Regions from separate parts of the Mus musculus genome. Here region 2 is linked to region 1. The links are chromatin contacts, found by Hi-C or POLR2A ChIA-PET in ENCODE. All regions are on one chromosome and are shown on one strand. Each heading gives the region's core, a stretch centred on a gene start or an enhancer-like site at or near the end of the contact. The rest is flanking DNA. Distances are from core to core; before and after follow the strand shown.

Evidence for each region. A loop is a pair of places that touch in the nucleus more often than their neighbours do. ChIA-PET counts read pairs that join two places held with the same protein, here RNA polymerase II (POLR2A).
Region 2: a map of Patski shows a loop between it and region 1 (2.5-fold over the local background). The contact joins two enhancer-like sites. A Hi-C loop is called at or near these places in 11 of 37 maps with a recorded cell type or tissue (Patski, T-helper 17 cell, adrenal gland and 3 more). POLR2A ChIA-PET finds 5 or more read pairs at or near these places in 1 of 5 experiments (Patski).

Annotation. Positions count from the first base shown.
Region 1 is chr1:39,697,224-39,699,901 of GRCm38, reverse strand. All of the region lies in intron 4 of Rfx8 (regulatory factor X 8), which reads left to right. Among named protein-coding and RNA genes, the nearest start is that of Rfx8, 22 kb to the left of the region's middle. Within about 2 kb of position 1,326, at least 1 of the 3 ENCODE cell types and tissues checked has a DNase peak (open chromatin) inside an H3K27ac peak, as active enhancers do; it is heart, where a contact is called at or near this core.
Region 2 is chr1:39,748,477-39,751,154 of GRCm38, reverse strand. No RefSeq gene overlaps it. Among named protein-coding and RNA genes, the nearest start is that of Rfx8, 29 kb to the right of the region's middle. Within about 2 kb of position 1,359, at least 1 of the 3 ENCODE cell types and tissues checked has a DNase peak (open chromatin) inside an H3K27ac peak, as active enhancers do; it is heart, where a contact is called at or near this core.

The DNA.
Region 1 (2,678 bases), core at 77-2,576:
CTGTGAAGGGTCACTTCTGATCAGAACCAAAATAATTCTTTCAGATGTGGTAAGAGAGCCCTAGAGGTGGACCCTGGGGACTGGAGGATAGTGCTCTGCCCCAGTGCTCGGCCTAGACAGCATGATCTGAGAGTAGGATTTTATTACATTACTATCTCCTTATCTTTGTAATTGCTTTAAATTGTTTTCCCTGATGCTGAGTGATGTGCAAGGGAGATTGGGGGTGCCAGCGTGATGTAATGGGAGTCTGGATTAATGACAGTGATGTCAAAGCCCGAGAATGTGGAAGCAAACCAGAGCTAGAGCTAACACCATGCTTGGAAGACTTGTTGGGATGTCTGTCTGTCTATTTGTCTGTCTGTCTGCCTACCTATCTACCTACCTACTTATTTAAGATCACAGTGTGCCCTGGAAGTATATCTTGGTCTCCTTAGTGCCAAGTGATTATGAAAACAGGTTAAACTAATGTGATTCTCATGCTACATAAAGCAAGCAGGCACTTGCTGGACCCCAAAGAAACAAGAGTTCCCTGGGTTTTCTCCATGGGAGACTCAGGATCTAAGTATAGGTGAGTCTGAAGGAAGCCTGAGTGTACATGTTACCAAATATTTAAAAACTCTGGGACTTTTTTTTTTTTTTTTTTTGGTTTTTCAAGACAGGGTTTCTCTGTATAGTCCTGGCTGTCCTGGAACTCACTTTGTAGACCAGGCTGGCCTTGAACTCAAAAATCCGCCTGCCTCTGCCTCCCGAGTGCTGGGATTAAAGGCGTGTGCCACCATGCCCGGTGAAACTCTGGGACTTAAATAGTACTTAGAGTCATTTGACCCCATGCCTTTCCTGTCCAGGGTCACCAGAACCCAAGGGTCTTTCTTACTGGAGGAAGTGCAGCCACTAGCTGCTGCAGTGGGATGTCACCTCTGTCCTCCCTGGTCTCCTGCCTCCCCCGGTCTGGCTGGCCTTGCCCCTGCCCCATTGTTTATGAAATTCTAACAACCTAGGTTAGGATACAGCAGCTCAGGGGGTGGCCGATGAGGACTGCAGTTCTTCAAGGCACAGACTAACCACAGGGCCACCGCTGGTCCGTAGGCTTGCTCTCTATTCTGCTCTGGTGATTAGAAACTGCCAGAGGCTTGGGACAGCCCGGCAGGACGTGGACCCTCCTTCTCTTCAAGGCCAGCTCTGATATTGTGTGTGGCTTCCCTGTGGCCATAATTTAGCAACAACTGTGCTTTGGCTTAGGGCCTAATAAATGTCCTCATTGTCTGAATCAGAACCGCACTGGGGAAATGACGCAGGGGCCAGTGAGCCCAGAGACACACAGCCCTCTTGTCTGGCACCCTGGACTCCTCCCCTCTGACCCCCTCAGACCCCCTCTGACCTTACTCTCACTGTGCTGAGCCTGGGTGGCAGTAGACTCCAGTGCAGGGAAAGTGGAACTCAGATCTACCACAGCCTTAACTTGCTAGCCCAGCTCTGCATGTTCAAGCACAGCCAATGTCTGCAATGTTCCCTGTGTCCAGTCTTCCAGGTCCTGTGTGTACCAGCACTTTTGACTGAGACTTATGGCCAGACCTCAGGAGTCCTCTGTTCTCTCTCTCTCTCTCCCTCTGTCTCTCAAAATAACTTTTAGTTGGATGGTGGTGGCACACGCCTTTAATCCCAGCACTCGGGGGAAAAAGAGGCAGGTGGATTTCTTTGAGTTCGAGGCCAACCTGGTCTACAGAGCAAGTTCCAGGACAGCCAGGACTACACAGAAACACCCTGCCTCGAAAAAGCAAAAAGCAAAACCAGACTATTAGTGATGCTGCTGCTGCTGGTGATAGTGATAATTACAATGATGATGATAAAGGCTCTTGTTATATCTTGATCACAACTATGCCCCCCTACAAAATGCTGGCAAAGAGCTAACAAAATGCCTGTCCTGTGATAGACACTTGACATGCATAGTGTGACTGAGTGAGAAACAGATGGATAGTTAAACGGATGAATGGTGAGTGGGTGGGTGGATGGGTGGACCGGAAGATGAATAGATAAATGGGCAGACTGGACGAAGAGAGGGAAGGTCGGTGGGTGGATAAATGGACCTGAATATCATCTTATATGTGTTCTTGTATTCATTTCTGCACAGAAAAGATCCAGGAATTCTGTGTTGGCACAATGTAGGATTGTAGAGAAATCGTATTTCCTCCTGTTTCACTGGAAAAAAGCCTAGAGGCAGGTGTGCTGGCCCAGAGTTTGGAGTGATACGCTCCCTCGTGGAGGGGGAGGTGCCGCAGCAGGAAGCTTGTCTTAGGTGCTGGCCAGGAAGCAGAGAATGGAGAAAGCCTAATGCTCACATGGCTTTCTGCCTTCCCCACTCCTGATTCAGTTCAAGACTCCATCCCAGGAGATGGTGGAGCCACGTTCAGGCTCGGTCTTCCCTCCTACTCGGGGGTTCTGGGTGCATACATAGGCATCCAAAGCTCGTCTCATTAAGGCCCAGGTGTTCCTAAAGCCAGGCAAGTTGGCGATCGATCCACGTTCACCATCACAAGCCCACCCTCTTCAACTGGATAGCTGACCACTTTGAAACCATAAAATTCTACCCTTGGCCCCATGGGCTCATGGCTGCCCCATAACTCGAAGTGCATTCATTCCAAAACCTTCATAGTTTCAACACTGTTCAAAAGTTTAGTCTT
Region 2 (2,678 bases), core at 110-2,609, 51 kb before region 1:
GAGGAAAAAAATGTCAAATTTTCTTTCGGGAGAAAAAGCTGAAAAGCAGTGAGGTCTATTTGCTGCCATCAGGCTAAGCCCTAAGCAGGTTAATCCTAGCAAAACGCTGCCTTCTCTAAACCTTCCTGCTGGGGGCCCGCATGGCATCTCGTGGGCTTTCATCAGTTCCTGTCCAGAGAAGCCTCATTGTGCTTACCTGGTGAGCCCAGTAGGGCTGTCTGTCATATGGTACCTGGGATCTCTTGTGGACATTGCATCAGAACTGGGGGGAAAAAGAGTAAAAGAAAAAACCCGAAAAAGAGTGAATAAATAAAATTGAAAGTCAAACACGGTTTCTCTACTGTTCTTATGATGATAACTCCCTGCCCCCCCCCCCCCAAAATCAGGGTCCCATTTTCAGCTCACTGAGCTGAAGACCCAGGTCTTATCACTGTCCCACACAGTGCCCAGTGGCTCATCAGTAATTAAGGAATATGTCTTGCACAATGATGAACAAATAAGGTCTCAGCTCCACATTGTCTTGCCCCATCAGTGGCAGCTTCATGTTTCCCTTGGCTGCTATTATCATTTAAACGTCCCCCACGAAAGTTCCTATATTGGAAAATTTAAACCCCAAAGTCATGTTACTGTTACTTGAGGTGAGTTTGGAGGGAATTAAGAAGTAGATATGATACCCCATGATGACACTTATGTCTGAGGGTGCCCCTCCAGAGACCCTCTGCTGGTCCATGCTCTTAGACCTCCCTGTCTCTAGAACTGCAAGTCAATCAAATGTCTACTCTGTATTAATTGCCCATCTCCACCATTTTGTTATAGCAGCAGGGAATAGATGAAAACAGATGCCCACTAAGACAGTAACACAAATTCCCAATCTCTGTGTTCAACAATGGGCTGCTGTGCTCAACAGTGGGCTGCTGGCTTAGAACTCAGAGATGAATTCTTTGCAGCCTGGTACCATCCCTTTGATCTCTGAAGCTGATTGTCTGACAGTCAGTCCATTCCTACAAGTGGGATAACAGTCAGTACTTAAGGGAAAATGATACAGAAAGATCCTGCATTGTAATATAGCAAACATTTGAGAAGCACAGAGGATTGGTTTAGGAAAGATCAGTAGCCCTAAGCAAGAGAACATTCCAGCTCCTTTATGTTTTCCACGACCCTTTCCCTTCTTGCACATGTCAGAAACCCAAGGTTTAATCAAGCAGCATCCGGGGCCCAGCCACAATGGACAGGAAATGGTGTCTCTCAGTCTGCAGTTGGGGGAGGGGGGACATTGCAGCTTTGTCAGTCTTTGATTGCTTTTCTGCAGCTGTCCCTCTAGGGAGAGCCAGCAGAGGCTGGCTCCAAGCTGTATACAGCCTCCCTCTCAGTAGGCCAAGCAGAGGAGGCGCCACAAGGGAGGACTCCCAAACCTTTCCCCTTTGCCTTCACAACTGCCATTTACTCTCCCAGTGAAACAAAGGCCACAAAATCAAAAGCCATCTTTTGGAGTCCCAATAAGTTGAAAGATGTTAGTTTTGACTCCCCTCTGCAAAGGTGTCACCTTTGCAGAAGGTGCCAGCTGAGTTAACCAGACAGTGTTTTCTCCCTCTGTGAGGCAGTAAACATCCAGATTCCGGAAGTGAGCTCTGCTCTCCCCTCTTTCCCACAAGCAAAATAGCAGATATCATCCACCTAATGGATGAATGGAGACTGTTGGCATTAAACAGCCAAGTGTCAGTCCCCTCCCTTCTTTATGGGTCTAAATGGACAAGAACAACCTTGGTCTTTATCTCATTTTGTTGACCTAAGAGAGCTATTAAGAGCTATAAATATCAAGGGAGATCAGAGGTACATTTATGTTTGCTTCTCTAGTTGGCAGCATGGCCCTGAAAGAACAGGACCAAAAAATGAGGCAGACTCAAGTCTCATGCAATTGCCACCTTTATTCAAGCAACTTATACTCTGAGGGTTAAGCAGTCCATTCTCAAGGACAAACTGCACGAGGCAAGACCAGGTTTTCCCTTAGATGTAAAGAGATAACACTAACCAGCTGTAATAAATAATCTGAAGTAGATCACTTCTCTCCAATACACCTGGGAGGGGTGTGAAACACATTCAAGGAACAATTCCGTGTTTTGAAGAAAATGAGGTGACAAGACTCCTGTCTGGTTTTCTTGGCGTTTTCTCACAAGTACTAGTTGTGATGTTATGTGCAACAGTGTTTCTTCAGCCACAAAGAATGCAACAATGTTACTGTCAGGAAAGCAGGTGCAACAGGAGGTCATTCATTATCGGTGAGCCCAGGGCTCAGCCATCCTCAGAGGAGCTCCTGCAGCGGATGGTAATTAATAGACCCATAACCCAACAGTGTGCAGAGACTGAGAGACATGGAACATACAGTCCTAGATGGAATGTCTCCATCAAACCCTCCCCTCGGGGCTCAGGGATCTCTTCAGCTGAGGAAGTGCGAGGACTGTGAGAACCAGAAGAGATGGATAACTCCAAGGAAACTGTCCTTCAGACATAATGGGATGGATGTACACATAAACTCACAGAGACTGCAGGCTCTGCAGAGGTTCTAACTGAACAGGGTCCCAGCGCTGAGAGGGGAAGAGGACACTGGCTCCCACCCCTAACCAAGAAGCGATCTACAATTAATAGCCCTGGTAGAGTGAACGTTGTCACAATGGAGCTTC